Linked DNA regions of Mus musculus: regions 1 and 2 are each linked to region 3. The links are chromatin loops, found by intact Hi-C in ENCODE. Cell type or tissue: left cerebral cortex. All regions are shown on one strand. Each heading gives the region's core, and the rest is flanking DNA. Links, peaks and the distances in the headings are about the cores only.

Region 1 (7,866 bases), core at 1,535-6,534, 1.1 Mb after region 3:
TAAGCCCTGACTTCAAGGAAAGTCTAATATAAATGTAAGTGTAGAAGCTTTTGGTGTTGTCATTTGCCAGCACTCAGGAGGGAGAGGCAGGTGGATCTTTGAGATCAAGACTAGCCTGTTCTACAGAGCCCAGGACTACTCTATCTTAAAAAAGAAATTAAATCCATTCATGAATGGCTATATTTCTTTTCCAGTCTTTGCACCTGAAATAATTGCTTTATATATAAATAACAATTAGCAAATCTTACACATAAACACCAGAGGAAAGATAAAGCAATATATGTGTCTCCTAGGCAGATGAATGCCGCTGAAGTCAAACATCCATGAAAGAGTCAAGATTCAGTGAAGCCCAAATAGAAACCTAACCGCTTGTCTTTGAAATACTGCTCCCCCAGGGAAGTCAGACTCTCTCGCCTTTGTGTAATTTCTAAAGCTTGTGTGTTTTGTTTCAGCTGGCGGGCTTCATCTATGCCTGTTATGTTGTGAGATGTATAACTGAAGAAGAGGACAGCTGTAAGTATTAAAGCTCTACCCTGTGTCTTTCAAGTTCAAAGCTTCCTCAATGCTTGCTTCCCAGCTCTCCTATCTCAGAGACAACACCCCTCAAGACCCCAGCAGAATAGGAAACAAGTCGTTAGTGCCCATCAGGATATGCCAGTCTTCACAAAAGAATCAGCATATTAAAGAAACAAAGGAGCATTCATTGTGAAAACATGCATTTCCCCTTTCATTGAAAGTTATTTCAAAAAAATCTCTTCTTAGAACAATTCTAGTAGAGAATATAATAGGAGATTAGAGACAGACCTGAATTCTAAAAGCAGCTAATGTGAATATTTTCCTTTGTCACAGTTCAGTCGTTGTGTACAGTGTCAGTTTCATTGAGGACTACAAATCTTGACAATCAATAATTGTTGATAGTCCTTAAAACTATACCAACAATTGAATAACTAGTAGAAACCAATTGATATAACAACAATAGGTATGACATGACCTGAGATGGCATGACATAAGATGGTATGACTTGATTAAGATATGATATGATATGATATGATATGATATGATATGATATGATATGATATGGCATGATCCGGTATGAGACAATATGATATGGCATGATCTGGTATGGCATGGCATGATGTGGTATGTTAAGAACTAGCATGGTATGTATGATATGACCCATGCTAAAACATTTTGAGTAGTGGGGCAGGATGTGGTTGGATACTATGATAAGGGGAAAGGAGGAATCAGGTGGATTTCTAGATGTCTTGTATGAGTAAATGAATACATAGCAGTGCTTCTTAAGGAAAGTAGAGCGGGGAGACAATAATCACCTGAGTGTGGACAGCTTGATTGAGATGTAAGAGAAGATATGCAGTAAGTTATTGTCATATACACAAAAGCCTTAACAGAGATTAGGGCAGATAAAAGATAGGTAAGGTTTTATATATATGGACCTATCAGGCTATGTAATCAGCCTCCATCCAAAATAACACTTTTACAAAATGCTTATGCCCATTTAACAAGGCTAAAGACAAGAAAAATTAACACTGAAGCACCAGAATGCTTATTTATACACTGACATCCCTGGGAGTGGTCCAATAAAAAAGTGTGTTCAATTTTTCCTCATCGAGTTTCGTTTGTATAGTACTAGGCAGAGTTTCTCTATACTCACAGTTCCCCAGGGAAGAGCATAGCATTGTTCTGAACTGTCCCATAGGAGAAATAAAAAGGGTAGTCTTGAGACACAAAGTAAAAATGTTGAAACACAGTGAGCAACTTCTGAGGCATCATAAGCAGATGGTGGATTGACTGGTTTCTCTAAAAGGTACTGTGCCTATGAGCTAAGGAGACAGCTCAGTGGTTAAGGTAAAGTGTGCCTATGAGCTAAGGAGTCAGCTTACTGGTTAAGGTAAAGTGTGCCTATGAGCTAAGGAGACAGCTCAGTGGTTAAGGTAAGTGTGCCTATGATCTAAGGAGATAGCTCAGTGGTTAAGGTAAGTGTGCCTATGATCTAAGGAGATAGCTCAGTGGTTAAGGTAAGTGTGCCTATGATCTAAGGAGATAGCTCAGTGGTTAAGGTAAGTGTGCCTATGATCTAAGGAGATAGCTCAGTGGTTAAGGTAAGTGTGTCTATAAGGTAAGAAGACAGATCAGTGGTTAAGAGCACTTGCTGCCCTTACATATCGCACCTGGATTTGATTCTTAGCACACACACTGCTGCTAACAACTGTATGGAACTCTAGTTCCAAAGGATTTGACTCCATCTCCTGCCCTCACCTGACACTGCATGGGTGTAGCATGTAAACAAAAGACTAAACACCCTTACACATTAAAAAAGGAAAAGATGTACTTAAGCTGACAGATAGCTCAGTGGATGATCCCTAAGACTCACTTGGTAGGAAGAAGAGAGCAAACCTCACATGTCATTCTCTGACCTCCACACAGAGATAAATTAAATAAATGTCGTTTTTAGAAAGTTGTGTCCCTGCAAAATCATTGTTTACAGTTACTGTTAAAGCAATGGTTTAGAAATATCTAAAATCCCAAGATATTTTAGAATGAGTCCAGAATACTTAAAAACAGCTAGTGACATTTTACTGATGTTAAAACTTCACTTTATAGAAACTAAAATAAGAATAATATAAGTCCCAAAATATAGAATCCTTGTATTAAAATTCTTAATATGTCAGAAAATACAAATTATAGGGATGTTGTCTTAGGGAATTCTGTCCTAAGTAAGCTTTATCAATATCATGTAAATCCAAGGAGATCAGAAGTTTCCAACATCTTTTAGATAGATAAATCTTATGCCACCATATCTAATAAAATGCTTCCACAAAACTTCGGAAAGTAATGTCTTTTATCTATTTTGTTACCTCCTTATTCCTGCCTTTATTAATCCAAAGGGTAAGAAACTATATCCTATACAAGTTTCCTCATGGTGATCCGAGAACTCAAACTGTTTGTCTGGCTTTCCTAAGCCATTAGCATCAGGTTTAGACTCTGACAGGCAAAGCACACAGCCCACAAATGTGTGTCAAGGCTGCTTGCATACAGTGACCTTTGGTGACTTCTAGTTACGTTTATCTGTGGTGATTTCCAGCAACAGTTAGGAGTGTTTACAGAGTAAACTCTTAGCTAGCATTTCTCACACTACGATCATTGTCTTAGTCTCTTACCATGTGCTTATCGAAAGACACTGACCAGAAATCTGACTTCTAATAATCTTAAGTAAAGAGGAGTTGAAATGTTTGTCCAACTTTGGGAATAAAGAAAATTATTTTGACCCTTATTTTTAAGAAAGCCAACAAAAACAACAAAAGGGGGTACTCTGAAAGCAAGCCTTGAAGACTTAAGAAATCTCTGATGCTTGTGCAACACTGAAGCTTCCACAGTATCTTTTTAAAGCTACCTGCTTGTCAAATTAGTTCTCTCCATCCCTAGAGGAAAGTTTAGGTTCTGTAACTTGTGGTGAGAACACACTGTAGAGATAAGGACAAGGTTATGGCTACCGGGTGAATAAAATAAGCTTGCGGAGGATCTGAAAGTGAACAGCTCTGTGCTCAGTCTTCAGAGTACCCAGCAGAAGTGAGACGGTACTTATACCTTCAGCATGTTCTACCTGCATCTCAGTTCCCCAAATAATGACGCTGAGATTTAATAATATATGAATGAATGCCTATGCCATAAGCTTTGACTCATTCCCCAAATATCTCATAACTTAATTAATCCATTTACTGTATTATATGAATGCCACGTTGCTGGTTACCTCTTCTCAACTTCATGCATCTGTGTCCTCAGTGTTTGAACCTCTGCCAGCACCCAGAGTTCCTATCTCCCTACCAGAACTCCCACCCCCTATTTCCTGCCTCAGCTAATAGGCCATCAGCCTTTTACTGGCAAGTGATGCTTCCAAATATTACACAAAGAGATTCTCTCTACAGGGAGAGGCATCAACTTCCAAGGAACCATGAACCATGAGCATCAACACAAGTTAGACTCCATAAAATAGTAAGAAATCATTATTCAAATAGAGGGTACTAGACTGCATAACACGGGAGAGGAGGGGAGATTGAGAGGAGGAATTAATATTTCAGGCTAGCCTCACACTTACTATGTAGCCAAGATGACTTCAAACTTCTGATCTGATTCCTCCTCCCAAGTGCAGGGATTATAAGTATGCAATGTTTTTGCAATGCTGAGTTGAGCTCAGTCTTGTGTGTGCTAGGAGAGCACTGAGCCTACCAAGCTTCATGGCTAGCCTTATAACAGATCCACTAATACAACATCTCTCTGCAGTGAAAAGCTTGAACGGGAACTTCTCTGTGCTTGACCCCATAGTCAAAACCAGAGCTAAAGCCTGGCCAATGAGCTGACCGCATGAACTCACAGCACACCACTGCCACCTGCTGTTCACACTACAATATGACATCAGGCAGCATGTTCTGTTTCCTATGAATCAGTAGAGCTGCCATGAGAACACACCACAGCGTCAACACCTTAAACAACAGAAACTTATTCTCTCCCAGTTCTGGAAGCTGAAACTCCAAGATCGAGGTGTTAGCACACATATTGTCCTGAGACCTCTCCCTGCCTTATATATGGTACTTTTTCAAAGTCCTTGTGTACCATATTCTCCATCTCTTTCTAGTTATTTTTAATAATTTCGAGCCAGTTAGACTGCAGCACTGTTCTGATGACTGTGTGTAACTTTAATTGGCTCTTTAAAGGCTTTGACTCAAATTTAAGCCTTCTATTTATAAAATGAGGGAGCACAAATCAAGCTATACCCCAAACACATACATGCACACACACATACACAAGCACATATGTACATGCAGAAGCAGGCAAGCATGCGTGTACATGTGCACGCACATAATATGCTTTTTTAATGTATAAGTGTATTTATGGAGGGAAGAGTGGAGGTGGCCTCAGATTAGAATTTTTGGGTAGTAATGCTGCCCAGCATGGCAGCATCTTCACTACCATCAAGCAAGAAATCCCGACACTTTCAACTGTAACATCATCTGCTTTTAGATGAAAAGTTCCACACCAAGGAAAACTAAAAGCAAAGCATGGACTGTCTCAACCATTTGAGCACAGTGGCCCTTAGAACACACATGTTTGTGTTTGTTCTGTCTTAAGAGAACATCTTGTCCTTTTAAGAACTAAATGTTGGTCTCTTGCAAATACCTTAGAGTGGGCATCCTCACTATGCTCTTTACAGCCCAGCTCCCCTGTCTCTGACCATAGCTTTATGGCCCCATGTCTCCTCCAACCAGTTAACACCCCATATTTGTTCTTGTTTACAATCTTCTATAAAAGAAATTAAAGTGTCTGGGATCACTGGTCTTCATCCTTTTTACCATATGCATGGCACTTTTCTCTTGCTTAGACCCCACCCCCTGATGCATAGCATTGACACTTTGTCACTTCAGTGACAATACTAAAAATTTACCTTCGAGTGTTACCTGCTATTAAAAGATCTTTATAGAAAATATCTACAGTCTTTAAGAGGGAAAAAAAAAGTCCTTCAATACATGACTTCTCCATTTTCATTAGTTTCTTTCTTAAAGTAATTTCATTAGAACAAAGTACATGCATCCATTTTAAAGTACCTTTTTCTAAATACTTTATCCATATCTATGGATTCCTTTACTTGTAGACTCAAAATGGCAGATAGAAAATATTTGGGGAGAGGGAAGAGTACATTTGTACAAACTATGGCCAGATGTGTTGTCCTTGTCAAAAGTTACAAAGAGTAGATAGATAGATAGATAGATAGATAGATAGATAGATAGATAGATAGATAGATGATAGCAACTGTTTATTGAACAGAACATTTACACTGCATTGGATAATACAATCCAATGCAGTAATCCAAAGATGACTGTGTCTAGTGCAGGGTGTGTGTAGATTATATATAAACTCTGTGTCATTTTTTTTCTAGGATACCTAGGAAATTGTAAGTTTTAAATCCACAGGAAGTTCCTGGAATCCCCATGGCTACTATAAAAAATGACTATGGTTACCACCTTACCTAATAGAGACACAATGCCTTTTCCAGATGTTATTCAATATGAAAATCACCTAGGGAAAAGTTGTGGACTGTCATAACCTAAGGGACTTAGTCTGAAATCAATATTGGAAAATGAATTCTAGCTACTTAAATTTGAAGTTAGACACATACAAATGCCCACCAACTAAATGCAAATGAATAAAGCCCTGTCCTGAATTCTCTCAAGTCAAGGGGCCTAGGGACAAAAGTCACAATCAATTTATAAAATCTTTCTTTTGAAAAAGAGAACCACAGAAAAGAACTCACTGCTTTCAGGATAATTTTCTATTACTTTTTTTTTTTTTGATTTTTCTTCTAAAGTCTGCTGGCCTACTCTGTTTATCAAACTACATTCTGTATGTTTTGAGCATGTCTCCAGATGGCCAGTGTCACCGGGCTCGATGGTAACTGTTTGAGCATAGGAACTTACTATGCAGGGGATGTACATGGAACTATACACTGCCCTTGAAACATCATACTTAATCTTGCTTGTAAATGAATAGAGGTTTATACAGAAATCACAAAAAAAAAAAACCTACAGATAAACAAAATAGTAAGAGGAGAGAAAATCGAACTGACCCTACAATGAGTCCTGATCATCAAGTGACATGTTGGCATATAATGTTTCCTGCTTTCTGTTCTGATCTTTCTTTTATCAACTGTCCTGCCTCCCATCTGTTCTTGTCTCCTTTCCACCCTTCCTTCCTGCTTTTCTTCCTGTCAGTCATCCATCATGCTGCAAACATCATTGTTCAGGTCATGCTATACACTGTGCTTGGTAACCTGAGTTTTCTTGTTATTTTAAATCCCTCCCCATACATAACCTCAGAAGTGGTATCAAGCAGTTCAGAAAAAAGTACAGCATATATATGCCTGCTTGGCAGGTGAAGGGAAAGAAGAATAGCCTGTTTTATTTACAGACAGACATACTCAAACAATCCAATGAAAGATGCATAGCTTATATATTTGGTCATCTCTTTATAACAATAATAATCTTAGGGAGTTGACAGATTACCAAGTGAAATAACCTTGTCTTTATCTACCAATTTCCAATCAGACCAAAACTCATTATTTTTCCTTAACTCTGAGCAACATCACATATTATTAAATGGGAAAGGTCCAGATATTGGAGGCCACTAACATTTAGTTGTCTTGTGCAGAACCATAGTTGGGTCATTGCGAAAGATATCCCTTCCTCCCTCTTGATCCTCTCAAAGCACAGAAATTTAGAATTTTAAGGTCCTTTCATTTTCCCTAAGATTCCTTTTCTTTGCAGTAGATGGTGGAAGGATACAGGGTCACTCTATGTAGCCCTGGCTTGCTCTGTAGACCAGGCTAGCCTCAAACTCAGAGATCTGTTTGCCTCTGCTTCCCAAGTGCCAAAATTAAAGGTGTATACAGCCACCACTAAATATCATGATTTTTTTTAAGCTTTGAAATAATAGAAAAATGATGCCTGCTGCTCTATTTCAACACCTATATTTTATAATCTTCTGAAAAGATTAGATCACTGATCTTCCATAATCTAGGGCATTAAAGCTGACTCTGGATAAAAGAGTGTTGGGGATGCTTTTGGAACCCACACATGTCTCACACACTGGAAGAAGACACAGTATGTTTTTGAAACATAAGGAGTTAACCAATTGATTTTACAAAAACATTTCTTGGAATATAAGACAGACAACACAGATAGGTGACATCACCTTAGACTTCAATTGATTCTAAGCAGTTGAAACACTAAGTATACTAAGTCACCTTTTATAATTTTCAAAGCAAGTGGGGAGGTTTTGCCTTGTGTGAAAATAAAA
Region 2 (7,866 bases), core at 1,535-6,534, 180 kb after region 3:
GACATAATAATCAGACATAATGTGAGAGTTCATCTTTTCTTTAAGCATCTGAAAATGCATAATAGATAAGTTCCTTGTAGGAAACATTTAAATTTCCAGAGTAATATATGAAAACAACAAAATTTTTGAAGCTGCTTATAAAGTTAAGATTGAAAATTAAAAATTTTACATAAAACATATTTACGCTATCATACATCTTCACATTTCCTCAGACATATTATTTACCCTTGACAAAGAAGGAATAAAATAGACAACATAAAATTTACAGTAAAATAGTAATGTGTGCCACACCAATGACAGCTTCTCATTCATAACATTAATTAAATATGAAGTTATTTTAATTCCAAAAGAAACACTTAACTTTGATTACCATCAAAAATCTTCATCAATCTATGAGAATAAGAGAGAATTGGTGTGAATAAATAAACCACTTTTAACTTTTTCTTTCATTTTTTATTAGATATTTTCTTCATTTACATTTCAAATGCTATAGCTAAAGTCCCTTATACCCTCCCCCCACCCTACTCCCCTAAACACCCACTCCCACTTCTTGGCCCTGGTATTTCCCCTGTACTGGGGCATATAAAGTTTGCAAGACCAAGGGGCCTCTCTCCCCAATGATGGCCAACTAGGCCATCTTCTGCTACATATGCAGATAGAGACATGAATTCGGCGGGTACTGATTAGTTCATATTGTTGTTACAGCTATAGGGTTGCAGTCCCCTTCAGCTCCTTCGGTAATTACTCTAGCTCCTTCATTGGAGACCCTGTGTTCTATCCAATGGATGACTGTGAGCATTCACTTCTGTATTTGCCAGGCACTAGCACAGCCTCACAAGAGACAGCTATATCAGGGTCCTTTCAGCAAAATCTTGCTGGCAGTGCAATAGTGTCTGTATTTAGTGGCTGATTATGGGATGGCTCCCTGGGTAGGGTAGTCTCTGGATGGCCCATCCTTTCATCTTAGTTCCAAACTTTGTTTCTGTAACTCATTCCACAGGTATTTTGTTCCTTACTCTAAGGAAGAATGAAGTATCCACTTGTTGGTCTTTCTTCTTGATTTTCTTGTGTTTTGCAAATTGTATCTTGGCCTTTCTAAGTTTCTGGGCTAATATCCACTTGTCAGTGAGTGCATATCAAGTGACTTCTTTTGTGATTGGGTTACCTCACTCAGGATGATACCCTCCAGATACATCCATTTGCCCAAGAATTTCATAAATTCATTGTTTTTAATAGCTGCATTGTACTCCATTGTGTAAACGTATCACATTTTCTGTATCCATTTCTCTGTTGAGGGACATCTGGGTTCTTTCCAGCTTCTGACTATTATAAATAAGGCTGTTATGAACATAGTAGAGCATGTGTCCTTATTACTAGTTGGAACTTCTTCTGGGTATATACCCAGGAGTGGTATTGCTGGATCCTCCGGCAGTACTATGTCCAATTTTCTGAGGAACCTCCAGACTGATTTTCAGAGTGGTTGTACAAACTTGCAATCCTACCAGCAATGGAGAAGTGGACCTCTTTCTCCACATCCTTGCCAGCATCTGCTGTCACCTATATTTTTGATCCTAGCCATTCTGAGAGGTGTGAGGTGGAATCTCGGGGTTGTTTTGATTTGCATTTCCCTGATGATTAAGGATTTTGAACATTTTTTCAAGTGCTTCTCAGCCCTTCGGTATTCCTTAGTTGAGAATTCTTTGTTTAGGTATGTACCCCATTTTTAGTGGGGATATTTGAATTTCTGGAATCCAGCTTCTTGAGCTCTTTGTATATATTGGATATTAGTGCCCTATCAGATTTAGGATTGGTAAAAATCCTTCCCCAATCTGTTGGTGGCCTTTTTGTCTTATTGACAGTATCTTTTTCCTTACAGAAGCTTTGCAATTTTATGAGGTCCCATTTGTCTATTCTTGAACTTATAGCACAAGCCATTGTTCTGTTCAGGAATTTTTCCCCTGTGCCCATATCTTCGAGGCTTTTCCCCACTTTCTCCTCTATAAATTTCAGTGACTCTGGTTTTATGTGGACATCTTTGATCCACTTAGACTTGAGCTTTGTAAAGGAGATAAGAATGGATCAATTTGCATTCTTCTACATGCTAACAGCCAGTTTTGCCAGCACCATATGTTGAAAATGCTGTCTTTTTTCCCATTGGATGGTTTTAGCTCCCTTGTCAAAGATCAAGTCACCATAGGTGTGTGGGTTCATTTCTGAGCCTTCAATTCTATTCCATTAATCTACCTGTCTATTGCTGTATCAGTACCATGCAGTTTTTTTTATCACAATTGCATTCAGTAAGATGGCCATTTTTAGTATATTAATCCTGCCAATCCATCAGCATGGGAGATCTTTCCATCTTCTGAGGTCTTCTTCAATTTCTTTCTTCAGAGATTTGAAGTTCTTGTAGTACAGATCTTTCAATTCCTTAGTTAGAGTCACACCAAGGTATTTTATATATTTTGTGACTATTGTTAAGGGTGTTGTTTCCCTAATTTCTTTCTCATTGGATAATTTCAATATTTTTGTATCTGTTGAGACCTGTTTTGTGACCAATTATATGGTCAATTTGTCAAAGGTACCATGAGGTGCTGAGAAGAAGGCATATCCTGTTGTTTTAGGATAAAGTGTTCTGTAGATATCTGTTAAATCCATTACTTTCATAACTTCTGTTAGTTTCACGGTTTTTCTGTTTAGTTTCTGTTTCCAGGTTCTGTCCATTGATGAGAGTGGGGTGTTGAAGACTCCCACTATTATTGTGTGAGGTGCAATATGTGCTTTGAGCTTTACTATAGTTTTTTTTTTTTTTTAATAAATGTGGATCCCCTTGCATTTGGAGCATAGGTATTCAGAATTGAGAGTTCATCTTGGAAGATTTTACCTTTGATGAGTATGAAGTTCCCCTCCTTTTACTCTGAGGTAGTGTCTATCATTGTCCCTGAGGTGGGGTTCCTGTATGCAGCAAAATGTTGGTTACTATTTATGTAGCCAGTCTGTTAGTCTATGTCTTTTTATTTGGGAATTTAGTCCATTGATATTAAGATACATTAAGGAAAAGTAATTGCTGCTTCCTGATATTTTTGTTGTGAGAGTTGGGATTCTGTTCTTGCAGCTAACTTCTTTTAGGTTTGTTAAAGAATTACTTTCTTGCTTTTTCTAGGGCATAATTTCCCTCCTTGTGTTAGAGGTTTTCCTTTATTATCCTTTGAAGGGCTGGATCCATGGAAAGATATTGTGTGAATTTGCTTTTGTCATGGAATACTTTGGTTTTTTCTCCGTCTATGGTAATTGAGAGTTTTGCTGTGTATAGTATCCTGGACTGGCATTTGTGTTCTCTTAGGGTCTCAATAACCTCTGTCCAGAATCTTTTGGCTTTCATAGTCTCTGGTGAGAAGTCTGGTGCAATTCTAATAGGTCTGCCTTTATATGTTACTTGAACTTTTTCCCTTACTGCTTTTAATATTCTATATTTAGTGCATTTGTTGTTCTGATTATTATGTGTCAAGAGGAATTTCTTTTCTGGTCCCATCTTTTTGGAGTTATGTAGGCTTCTTGTATGTTCATAGCCATCATTTTCTTTTGATTAGGGAAATTTTCTTCTATAATTTTGTAGGAGATATTTACTGGCCCTTTATTTTGAAAATCCTCATTCTCATCTATACCTATTATCCTTAGGTTTGGTCTTCTCATTGTGTCCTGGATTTCCTGGGTTAGTTGAGTTAGGATCTTTTTGCATTTTGCATTTTCTTTGATTGATGTGTCCTTGTTTTCTATGGAATCTTCTGCACCTGAGATTCTCTCTTCCATCTCTTGTATTCTGTTGCTGATGCTTGCATCTATGGTTCCTTATTTCTTTCCTAGGTTGTCTATCTCCAGAGTTGTCTCCCTTTGAGTTTTCTTTATTGTTTCTACTTCCATTTTTAGAACTTGGATGGTTTTGTTCCATTCCATCACCTGTTTGGTTGTGTTTTCCTGTAATTCTTTAAGGGAATTTTGTGTTTCCTCTTCAAGGACTTCTACCTCTTTTGCAGTGTTTTCCTGTAATTCTTTAAGGGATTTTTGTGCCTCCTCTTTAAGGGCTTCTACCTGTTTATCAGCTTTCTCCTGTATTTCTTTAAGTGAGTTATTAATGCCCTTTTTAAAATCCTCTGCCACCATCATACCAGATATGATTTTAAATCTGATTCTTGCTTTTCGGGTGTATTGGGGTATCCAGGACTTACTGTGTTGGGAGTACTAGGTTCTGATGATGCCAAGTGGTCTTGGCTTCTGTTAATAAGATTCTTACATTTGCTTTTTACCATTTGGTAATCTCTGGTGTTAGATGTTCTAGCTGTCTCTGGCTGGAGCTTGTTTCTCCTGTGATTCTGTTAGCCTCTGTTAGCACTCCTGGGAGTCCAACTCTCTCTTGAGTCCCAGTGGTCAGAGCACTCTCTGCAGGCAAGCTCTTCTCTTACAGGGAAGGTGCACAGAAGTTTGGAGTGCAGCTCCATCTCCTGGCTGAAGATGAAGGCCCAAAGTGACCATGCCCAAAAGCTCTTTTGCTTTTGAGGCCCTTGTGCTCTCCAGTGTGGACTGGTCTCGGAGAGACCCAGGATACAAGGTGGTACAGGTGTCAGTGCCCTCCCTGGAGGCTGACTCTCCTCTGGCAGGGAAGGTGCACAGAGGTTTGGGTCTCAGCTCTGCCTCCTGGCTGAAGATAAAGGTCTGAAAGAGACCTTGTCCAAGAAGCTCTGTTGCTTCTGATGCCTGCGAGCTCTCCTGCATGGACTGGTCTCTTGCAAATTGCTTTTCTTTAAAGCTCTTCTGCCTAGACAAAATGGCCACATCACTTTATAATCAATCACTTTTTGTCAGTTTGAATGGGAATCTGTGTTTTAATTCCTACACACCAGAAGTTCTAGTCATACATTCTTCTGAAAACTGTGATAAAAATCACATTTCCTTCAATGAAACTTTGTTGTATATTGGTTAGATGCAGATCCTTGGTTGGTTTAGGAGGCCTTGGGGATTATCTTAGTGGTCTTCTCCTCTCTGGATGAATAAAATCACGTGAATACTGATTGGTTTTATATCCACTTCCTATTGGACAATTTAACTTATTTGAAAAAAATTGTTCAAAACTAGTTAGATTGTTTTGAAAGATTTAAAATGTTTTAAAAGGCTACAAAATAGGTTAACATTGTTTTGGAAGAGCCCTGATAACTAAGATACATTGTTAAAATATTTTACTAGCATTAATATTTAATTTGTATTTGATTATAGGCCATCAGAGAATTCAAAGAATTCTTATGATACCAAGCATAACAGAAGGTTAATTACTAAATGAAAAGTATAATTTATTATGAAACCTGATGAAGGGAACCTCGGATTATCAGATGAGTCACTGAAAATACTGCTTCCTAATCTTAGTGGATATATAGAATGATTCTCAAAATAAGAATGTTATAAAGGAGTGAAAGTCCTCTTTGGTTGCTATAGAAAGAGCTAGGTGAGGACAGGACTTGATGTTTTCTCAGAGAATATTAATCAGTTTAATTTTCAAAATTCACAAATATCTTATTTGTTAATAGCATTTCCCCATTGTTTAGTTTTCATTCTGCCGTGTCTTCTAGGAATGAGTCCCTATCCCTGCAGTTAAGATCAAAGGATTGTAGAATTTGGACTTTCCAAATTCAGTGCACAGTTGCTGTGAGATTTACATAGATGATCAAATATACATTATTTCTTAGCACAGCCCCTGATACATACTAAACAAAGTGAATATTAAACAAATTTATCATATAAGCATATATTTATTATCTTGAAATTGAAGAACAGTATATTCGGTAATTTTTATGTACATATGATATATTGTCTTATGTTCCTTATATACCAAAACAAAAACTGCTACTTTGAAAAATTTAACATTAAAGAAAGATTTAGATGTGTCATTATTTTGTCACCCAGTAGCTTTCTCTTATTTTGTCACCCAGTAGCTTTCTCTATACATCGGCACTCTAATCATTCCTGATGAAAACCTTAGAACTCTAAAGTCAGCATCAGAATTTATGTTTTTAATCCCTGTATGCATATAGTTAAGCCATCATATTCCTAAAGGTTTTTACAAGTAATTCAGACTTACAACTTTAAGAATTTTTTAAATATTACATTAAACAAATTTGGTAAGAAGAAAAGTGAGAAAGAATTAAAGGAAGTAAAGGGGGTAATAATGCCTGGAAAAAATAGAGCTTGTATGCCTTTATCATACTTGGGTATAGCTGGGTCTTGTCTGCTAGTGTAGATGAGAAAGATATCATCAACGTACAATTTCAGTTGAAGATTAAGAGACCTCATTGCTAAGGATAGGGAAAATCAGACATCATCACTATAGGACATGTCAAAATTTTGCTTTCTGAGTTGCTGAGCACATCTCCATGTCTAAAGATTCTATTTATGAAAACTCATTGGAATACTGAACATGTGAATCTAGTAAACTTTCAGATTTTTGGCCAGAAGAAAAACTTGTAGAACTGCTAAAATATTTCCTTAGATAATGTTTTATGCACATATTCATAATTTGTGCCATTTAAAATTCAAGAAAATTATATAGAGTGACAAATTATTTCAAACCCAATCAAACAAACAAAAATCATTTTAGACAGGGGTGGGATGGGGAGGAGTTGTGCGATGTGGAGCAGTCAGAGGGTGGATAAGGAGGCAGGGAATGGAATATAGAGTGTAAAAAATAAATTAATTTAAAAAATACATCCAGCATAACACTGAATAAAAACCGTACTTTAATTTCCTTTTTGATGGACATTTTTTAGTTGGAAAATTAGGATAGAAGAAATTTCTCAGAGGCTTTTGACACAGTAATGAAGACATGGAACACTCAGGATTTTAGGAACAATGGTGAAAGTGGAAATGTTTTCATATAAATCATGAAAGTGAATCTCTAACATCTATACCTACCAACTGTTGTTAGATCAGAGTGAAGACATACTAGGGAAATCGATCAGGCATGTTGTGCAGTGTTACAGGTGAACTCACAGCTGCCTTTCCAAATCAGCAACACTATACTTTTATCAGAAAGGATATTTTCCCTGAAGGATAAAGGAAAAAAATAAAAAATATAGTTTATTTTTTAAAAAAGTGAAGCTTTGATGTGAGCATAGCAGTAGGCTTTATTGGTTCCTGCTGGGTTTTTCCTTTAGACTAAAATCTTGTATGTTCAACAACAAAAAAGGACTGAATCAGTTAAAAATTTAAAAAATGCATGCTTCTTTTCTTCTCAGTAGTTATGATGGACAACATACAGAAACATCCTGAGAAGCTGTAATCTCTCTCTGTCTGCCTGCCTGCCTGCCTGTCTGTCTGTCTGTCCCTCTCTCTCTCTCTCTCTCTCTCTCTCTCTCTCTCTCTCTCTCTGTGTGTGTGTGTGTGTGTGTGTGTGTGACCCATCATTCCACCCAACTGCCTGCCCACTCACCCATCTGACCACCAGTTTGTCCTTCTATCCTTCCCTCTGTCTGTCCATGGGTAAGCCCATTGTGGTGATAGATAGGTCTGAGAGAGTGTTGTCGTTTATGCAAGAAGAATGGTCACTGAATTTTGTTTCTCAGGCTGGCAACACAGTGGTAAGATTGTGCAGCTCAGATGACACCTGTATGTGGGGGTTTGAAGAGAGAACTGATGTTGTAGCAAGAATTGTCTTCTGTCTGTTATATTATAAGAGAAAATGATAATGGAACTTGGAGAAGACTGCCTGTCTCGCATTAGCATTTCTTTACAGAGAATGAGCCGCACAGAAGGTAAGCGAAGATAAAGAGCTTGTAATGCTTCTGATAATGGAAATTTAGCTGCTTTGACCTTTGTGGCTACTCA
Region 3 (7,866 bases), core at 1,961-6,960:
ACCTAGATATCAGCACTAAATGAGAAACTTTATTATAGGGGTTGTAGCATTAGGAAGGTTGTAAGCCACAGCTTTATATTATAAAGTCTAAATCTGAGGTTTCATTTTATCTTAGTTTTTAGGTTTATTTGTTTTATTTTTATGTATGCCTGGGTGTATGAACTTGTATCATATGCATACCTAGTTCCTGCAGAGGCCAGGAGAGGGCACCAGATTCTCTGGAACTGGAATTATGAATGATTGTGAGCCACTATGTAGGAGTTGGGAATCCAACTGGATTGTCTTGAAGATCAGCAAGTGTTCTAAATAACTAAACCATCTTTTCAGGCCTCCAAAGTGAGGTTTTTGAACATGTTCTTCAAGTTCTCTGATCTGCCTCCCATCATGGAGGAAGCTCCAACTCAGTCCTTAGAGTCTCTGGTACTAGTTATAGGATCTCCTCTAGGTACGGAGTTTCCCCAACAAAACGACCTTTACCCACTGTTCTCGCTGAACCCCCTGAACACAGTGTAATCCTTTAGAACCATAGTGTGGATCAGGTACTTGTATGCCAGTACCCTGGAACACTGCCTTATTTATACATGTATTTATTGCTTATTCATGTTGCAACAAACAAATCCACAGCAGCACAAATTAAAAGAAAAAATACTAAATAATGGGGTTTCTAATTCCTGAAAAATGCTTTCTTACTAAAATGACATGTTATTTTGGCATGATTTATTAGTATTACAACTAAGGTACATAATCTGTGAAATAATTCAATGGTATGATTACAATAATTTGTGTTAAATATGACTGACTAGTAAGAATATCTAACTTCATGTATGAACATGATCACTTAAATAGGGACTGAAATCAATGTACAGATGGATTACCCTTCATCCAAAATGCTTGAGACTAGAAATGTTTCCGATTATTTTTTCTTTTTTCTTTTTTCTTTCTTAGATTTTGGAAAATTTGTGTATACATAGTGTGATATTTTGGAGAGAGTACTCAGTACTAAATGTAAAAGTCATTTGTTTCATGTACATTTAAAAAAAATCCAAGGTAACTTTATATGCTATTTTCAAATACTTTTGGGCATGAAAATGGCATCCTGTGTAGAGCATTCCATTTGTGGCATTTTTACTAGCATTCAAAAATTTGAGGTTTGTGGAGATGAAAGGGAGGCATACCTAATTCTGCATTCATGACAACAAGCAGATGTTTATATAAGTCATGAGTTAAAGTCATTTAATTTAGCAGGCCATAGAACTCAAATTGAATTCAATACTATTATCTGATCAGACATTAATCTTAACTAAAACTGCCTCTTTTCATCTTGGCTTAACCTCTTTTCAAAGTTTTCCCTGAAGGCTCGCAGTTTGGTTGAATAGATAAATGGACTTTTATTGCTGTGGTTCTTTATGATTGAATCTGTCACTAGATAATTTTATTAAGGAAAGGAGTTGAACTTTTCCGAGAAATTATTATAAAAAGTGATTCAATGTGATTCATTTTTAGAACACAGTACATTATGAACACATGTGAAGTAGAACAAAAAGTTTTTTAGGGGTTACTATTCATTGGTGGTGGGGCAAGAGGTAAGACTACTAAGACCCTTTAGAAGAAGTGTGAAAGTACTTTTCCTTGACTATATGTAAGTTTCTAGGAACATCATAAGGAAAGAAACATAATGCAAAAAAATAAAAACATACCTACATATTCACATTTGTAAAAGTTAAATATCAGAATAAAATGCCAATGGTTTTCAACTGAACTCATAACAAGTTATAGATTCAATAGTTTTATATAACTGTACACACATATATGCATGCATATAAAAATCCATCATAGTTCTATATCAAGCTGTAAGCATTAATGCATTACTTCTGTGTATAATGGAGGAGTGAGCCTTCACCTTTTTCACTTCTAGAGGATGCCCAAGGTGCTATGGTCATAGCCTCTTTATTTGACAGCCTATAAAACACTCTGCACTTAGAAAAAGTTCTTTGCTTCCAAGAACTCCAGGTGGTACGAGGTTCAACAAGATAATCCAACATCTCTACTCATCTTATTTAACCAGTTCAGCAAAATCAGTGGTTACTAGTGGCATATTCACTAGAAATTCCGAGGTTTCAATAATTACAATGTGGGCACATTTAGGGAACAACTATTTTGTCTACCACAAACCTGTAGGGAGACAAAAATATGAATTAAGCATATTTTATGTTGGATTTAGCATTGTGATCAATGTTAAAGATCTATGACAGGCAGAATCATGATAACTGGAAAAGTTATAGTAGCTAAGTGGTAGGCATTATATTGAAAGCTTTGTGTATACTAACACAACAGTGCTATGACATATTGTATAGTTAAGAAAACTAAGGCACATTTGTCTAAAATTGGTTGATAAATGGTAGAGTTTGCTATAACAATCCAAACCCTCTGGGTTCAGAGTTCATAAGCCTAATAATAATGACCACAGTCAATCACAACAAAGATGACCCATCATATTAGAATATATTCTGCTAATATAGTCCTATATTTGTAAAAGAAACATTGTATGGAAACAGGCAGAAAGACTTATGATTACTTTAATTTTATTTACTATCAATATTTTAATATGCTCCTTATCCACATTTGTTCAAGTTATCTAATCAGTTAAATGTTATTTTAGTGACTGTAAGGATAATTGTTACTGGTCTATTTGTTAAATGCAATAAAGACTGTGTAAACTTGTAGTGAAACTGCTCAGAGGAGATACACACCCAGGCATGAGAATTTTGTCATAGCTGAGTATGGAGTCACCTCTAACTGGCTTAGATGCTGTGTGCTCAGGACAGACAGTGAGTTGTCCTGAAAGAAAATGAAGTGGGTGTGAATAAACCTTGAAAAGCACTTTAAAGCCATTTGTCAAGGTGAGTCCAGATGGAGGTATGCAGATGTGTAGACATTTCCCCCACAGAATCAAGGTAATTAACAATAGTTATGTCATCAGACAAGTCAAGGAAAGCCCTTAGCACCTCATAGCTAAACACTTTATGACCTTCTTTCTAAGTGAAAATGCAATCGACTTTCCAATTTCAGACATCTCTTTTCTCTACACACTTCTATGGAACAGCTAGGACTCTCAGCTGTGATTAATGTTCCTTCCAGGAAGGTGTTTAGTTCCAGGGACAAAAGGAAAAGCAACAAGAAAGGTACAGCCACCTCAAGGAATGGGATTGCATCTGTAACTAGGGCACCTTTGCAGAAGCCCGGCATTAGCTATGTTGTGTATAAAGGACGTGATAGGAATTTACTTCACAAAGAAGTAAATACTTAAACACCCTCTAAACATGTTTAGTATCACTTCTGGGTGAAACTAGAAGATGGCTGAGAAACTCATTAAAATATCAATGATGGTGTATTGCACAGTGATTTGGGACACCAATTTTTATTTACAGAAGATGAGCATTCCAACTTGACTGTTCTGTCTGAGAACATGCATCTCTTTTATAGAGATACTTCTCCTGCCTAATATTTTAGTTTCTTTTACTTGGGAATTGGCATTGTATCACTTCCCAGGTTTCCTGTAATGAATGAGACAATGTGATGTAGATTCATCAAGTAGATACTAGTTGCATACAATACTGAATTACCATCAATTACATTTGTCGTTGCTACTATACCAGTAAAATATCTACCATAAAAGCCCTTGAGGAATATTTTATTTGATTGGGTTTCCCTTAAGGCAGATACCAGATACAAGATTACATCACAATTGCTTTATTTGAAAGTTGTCCCAGGAAGTCATGGGGACTGGAGCAGAGAGATGAGATGAAATGAAATGGTTACTATTGTAGAGAATCAGGACTGAATGCTGGTGGAGACCCCATGGCATGGACTAATCTGTTTTTGGCATTTCCAATATGTGCGTTGAAAAGGCTGAGGTCATCATCCCCCACCTCTCCTCCGTTGCCCGATAAAGATGGGTTTCAAGGAAATCATTTTATTTCTTAGCCAAGAGCCTCCTCTGCTTAGGAAACAATTCAGTGTGCCCACAAAAAGAGAGGAATGCCATGTGTTGAAAGGTCATAGTTCAGTGATTAAGAATGAGGAAGAAATAGTGACTACAGATAGAATTACGTTTTACGGTACAGTCTAAATGATTCTCAAGCTGATGCTGATGGAAGGGAGACTAGGTCCTCAGTGTGGGTAAAGTTACCATACACAAATGTCGTTTTTCAAGGAGGCTTAAGTCCTACTTGTCTCACGAACCTTGTTGGTTAGCTTTTTTTCTTTTTTTCCGGTTTTACATCTCTAACGATGGTATTTTTTAGCTCCATGAACAGTTCTTTTCACTCACAGCACTTTATTCCAATGGCTTTACTATCCAGTGGATCTCAACAGTACACCCTCTCTCTGTAGCCAGATTAGGAATGCTTTCAGTAGCTGTTGGGACTGTAAATGAAATGCCCTCTTCTGAACACCAAGGTCTAAATGACCATCACTTGCTCCAGCATGTTTTTCCCTTCAGCTTTTTACCCGTAGGTGGCAGCAACAGGCTCCAGAGTGCGTGTCCGCAGGTAACTGCTGCTGTCAAACCTGGAGTATGACCAAGCAAGGACACATAACCAACCGGATGGTGCATGAGGTCTGGTAGATAAGTGCTCAAATTTCATCGGCTCCTTCCATTGTTAAGAAAGCAGTCTGAAGCACCAAAACCAAACTCCTACATTTCCTCTGGCTCCCTACATTTTGCAACTTCAAGAGGCAATTCCGTTCGGTCCTTGTAGCAGGCTAATCTTTGAAACTCTGGAATCTCTGTCCCTTGCTGTCCTTGCCTCGTGCCAAGCACAGGACTGTTGGTTGGCCGCCACCGTGTCCACTTCTCTCCCTCCGCTCTTTGCTGTAAGTGCATGCAGGTTTTCCAGTGGGGAAGAATGCCTTAGCGGCACCCCAGTTGATATCTCACCATCCCTTTTCATAACCGTACTTTCACACACACACACACACACACACACACACACACACACACACACACACACACACACCACAGCTTGCACGTGTAATGCTTCTGGCAGGGTTGCCTCAGCAAGACCGATACCAACAAAGCAAGGCATCGCCAAGCAAGCAAGCAAGCAAGCACGCAAGCAAGCAAGCAAGCCAGCCAGCCATGCCACCGGGACTCCTCCGACCCGATCCCTCGCGTTGTTCCCGCAGTCAACGCCCCCGCAGCTCCCAGGCACCGCGACACCACGCCCGCAACGGCCAGGGCTGCTGCCCGCCACGACCTCTGAGAAGTTGTTGATTGGGAGGGGATCCGCTCATCTAGGCAAGGGGAAGGGCGCCGCAGGGCGTCCGCGCGGCCCCCGCAGCCGCCCCGCCCCTGGGCCCCGCACGCGGAGCGCAGAACAGAGGCGCCCGGCGCGCATCTCAGCCGCCCCGGGAGCCCGCGCACCCGTGCGTGGGGAGGGAGTGCGGGGCGGGCGAGCGCTCGTCGGGCGTGGGCCGCAACTTGGCGGGCCAGATGCCCCAGGGCTCGGCGGCGCTGTCTGCCTGCCGCTGCTGCCCCTGCGGGGCCCGGGCGCGTCTCCTTGGGCGGCGCTGCCCGCGGCGCTGGGAGTGCAGTGAACGAGTAAAGGTATGTGTGGCGGGCGCGGCTGGGGCAGCCGCCGCCGCGCAGGACACTGTCACTTCCCTGGACATTGGCAGCGGCATCTGGGAGCCCTAGAGCCCTGGGCAGGTTCTCCTGTCCTTCCCCACGATCTGATTGGATAAACTGGGGCCTCGACGGTGGCCGACGTGGGACAGCCTGGCTGTGGCAGGGGTCTCGGAAACCATGGGTTATTGCAGTGGCAGGTGCACGCTTATCTTTATCTGTGGCATGCAACTGGTAAGTGACGCTTGGGTTCTCTTATTCTCTTATGTACCATTGAGAGAGTGGGCAGGGAGTGTAGTAAGAGATCTGCCATTGAGCAGGACGGAAGGGAAAAGAAGAGATAAAAGATGCCACATATTACCTGTATTTAAAATGATTTTAGGGGTGCAGCAGAAGTGAGCCTTTCTGCCTTTCCCCGTTTCTGTCCCTCTAAGGACAGTTTTGCAGGTGCAGGTTAAACTTGTTATCTTTAATTTCTTTAAGGGAGTGGAGATGTTGCTCTCCTTTTATGCTTGGCATTCTTGCTAATGTGAACAGGATGGTTGTCATATATATTTTACTATATATGCGTGTAAGTTGAAAAGCAGATTTTCAGGCTTTTATATACTTGTTTTGAAGTATTTATTTATCGTCGCTTGATATTTTCTTAGAATATATTGTCTTATAATTTTCTTAAAAACTCCTTGTTTAGGTCAGATGTGTTCTAGCAGCATTCTGAACTAAAAAGCCACAGTGAGTTCTAAAAGTATGTAGATCAGAGAGAGATACTTAAACTCTGCAACACCATTGCCCCAGAGTGGACCTTTAAAACATAAGAGCTACAAAAATTCCAAGAAGAAATAATATCTTGTCTTCCATAATGTACAATATTGCCACTGAAATTGATGCTATTGTTTGATCTCACAGGATGGGGGATTGTATGTAAGTTTGGAAGAATATCCTATTGCTGCTTTTAAAAAGCCAAGAATGCAAATAATGTCTCGATTTCAATTCCTAAAGGCAATAGGAGGAGGGGCTTAGGGGAAGATAGGGTGAAAATTTATGTCAGTGGCAAATGGTTAATTTGAAATAGGGGGCACTTCTGCAACACCAAGTAGCTTTCCATAGAAAGTATAAATTAGTCTAAACAGTTCCCCTTATTTGTTTTATAAAGGGTTGGGGGCTGTAGAATGGAAGACAATTATTGAAAATCCAGTCATCGCAGGGTGTTTAAATGAACAAGAATTTGCTATTAAAACTGACAAAAGAATTTCTTAAGTTTTCTTCACTGTTTATCACTTGCAAAGACCTGCAGAGGGTTCTTCTTTTATTTCTTTCTTTTCTCTTTCTTTTTTCCTTTAAAAAAACTTACTTAAAGTGTTTGAGGCATCTCAGCTCTGGTATCCCACCGCCACCCAGGAAAGTCCTGGATGGTGTATTCCTTAATCTGTGAATTGTGTATTATGGACTTGGTTGTAAGGGAAAAGAAGAGATCTAATTTTAGGAGCTTTATGTATTCTCAATGCTATGTAAACCAGCTTCTATATCTCTACCCCAGATTCATATAAGTATTGCAGCAAAGAACTATTGCCATTAACAATAGAGCTAACCAGAGTTTACTTTGTAAAACTACCAATGTAACCCAAATATTCCAAGTTGCATTGCATTTCCCAAACATGTGTGTGTGTTGTATAGGTTTCAGAATAGTCTATATTTGCAGTATCACAGTTGTAAAGTGTAAAACTAAGAATAGGTTGGTGGGTAGAACATTCTTATATTCCTCTCAGTTTAGAAACATGGAAGTTAACTCTAAATTGTTTAACGTGAGAGGAGCTTTATTAATGTGGTAGGGCAATTGTATGTAGGGCAACTGTATGTATTGGGATCAGATGACATTTTGTATGATGAATATAAATTCTTAAAATAATTGGAAAATATAAATATACCAGTGAGGAAGCTAAATATACAAACATGATACAGCTGTAGATTTCTTCTGTTGCTCTCTCTCTCTCTCTCTCTCTCTCTCTCTCTCTCTCTCTCTCTCTCTCTCGTGTGTGTGCATATATGCAACTATTTCTTGTAGAGGAGCTAGAATACTTAATGGAAAAGAAACCTTAATAATGACTATGTTCTCCAACAAAATAGAGTTGGCTGTAAGACAGGCATGTTCAGCCTAAGCAAGCGCACAGCTAGGGGTCCTGAGAAGTATTCTATGCTTCATGAGAAAATCCTGGTCTTTTTCCTTTCCCTCTTCTTGTGCC

Evidence for each region. A loop is a pair of places that touch in the nucleus more often than their neighbours do. Peaks named below come from ENCODE experiments on the same cell type or tissue, not always from the same donor. Only the 100,000 strongest peaks of a DNase experiment are listed, where the experiment ranks them.
Region 1: a loop joins it to region 3, with 7 times the contacts of the local background. A loop is called at or near these places in 14 of 42 quality-filtered maps.
Region 2: it touches region 3 in a loop (2.3-fold over the local background); 11 of 42 quality-filtered maps call a loop at or near these places.

What each region holds. Positions count from the first base shown.
Region 1 is chr10:31,739,149-31,747,014 of GRCm38, reverse strand. It overlaps Nkain2 (Na+/K+ transporting ATPase interacting 2), which reads left to right. Exons shown (of 7, transcript NM_001013411.2): 5 at 453-513. Among named protein-coding and RNA genes, the nearest start is that of Rnf217, 130 kb to the right of the region's middle. In left cerebral cortex, for the core only: a CTCF peak has its summit at 4,416 (motif pointing left); a DNase peak (open chromatin) is centred at 4,407.
Region 2 is chr10:32,703,407-32,711,272 of GRCm38, reverse strand. All of the region lies in intron 1 of Nkain2 (Na+/K+ transporting ATPase interacting 2), which reads left to right. Among named protein-coding and RNA genes, the nearest start is that of Nkain2, 180 kb to the left of the region's middle. In left cerebral cortex, for the core only: a CTCF peak has its summit at 4,471 (motif pointing left); no DNase peak of the experiment used is centred there.
Region 3 is chr10:32,887,637-32,895,502 of GRCm38, reverse strand. Nkain2 (Na+/K+ transporting ATPase interacting 2) reads left to right here and starts at 5,588. Exons shown (of 7, transcript NM_001013411.2): 1 at 5,588-5,860. The coding sequence starts at 5,807. In left cerebral cortex, for the core only: a CTCF peak has its summit at 4,511 (motif pointing right); DNase peaks (open chromatin) are centred at 4,655, 5,182, 5,445 and 5,738; H3K4me3 peaks cover 2,817 bases; H3K27ac peaks cover 2,305 bases.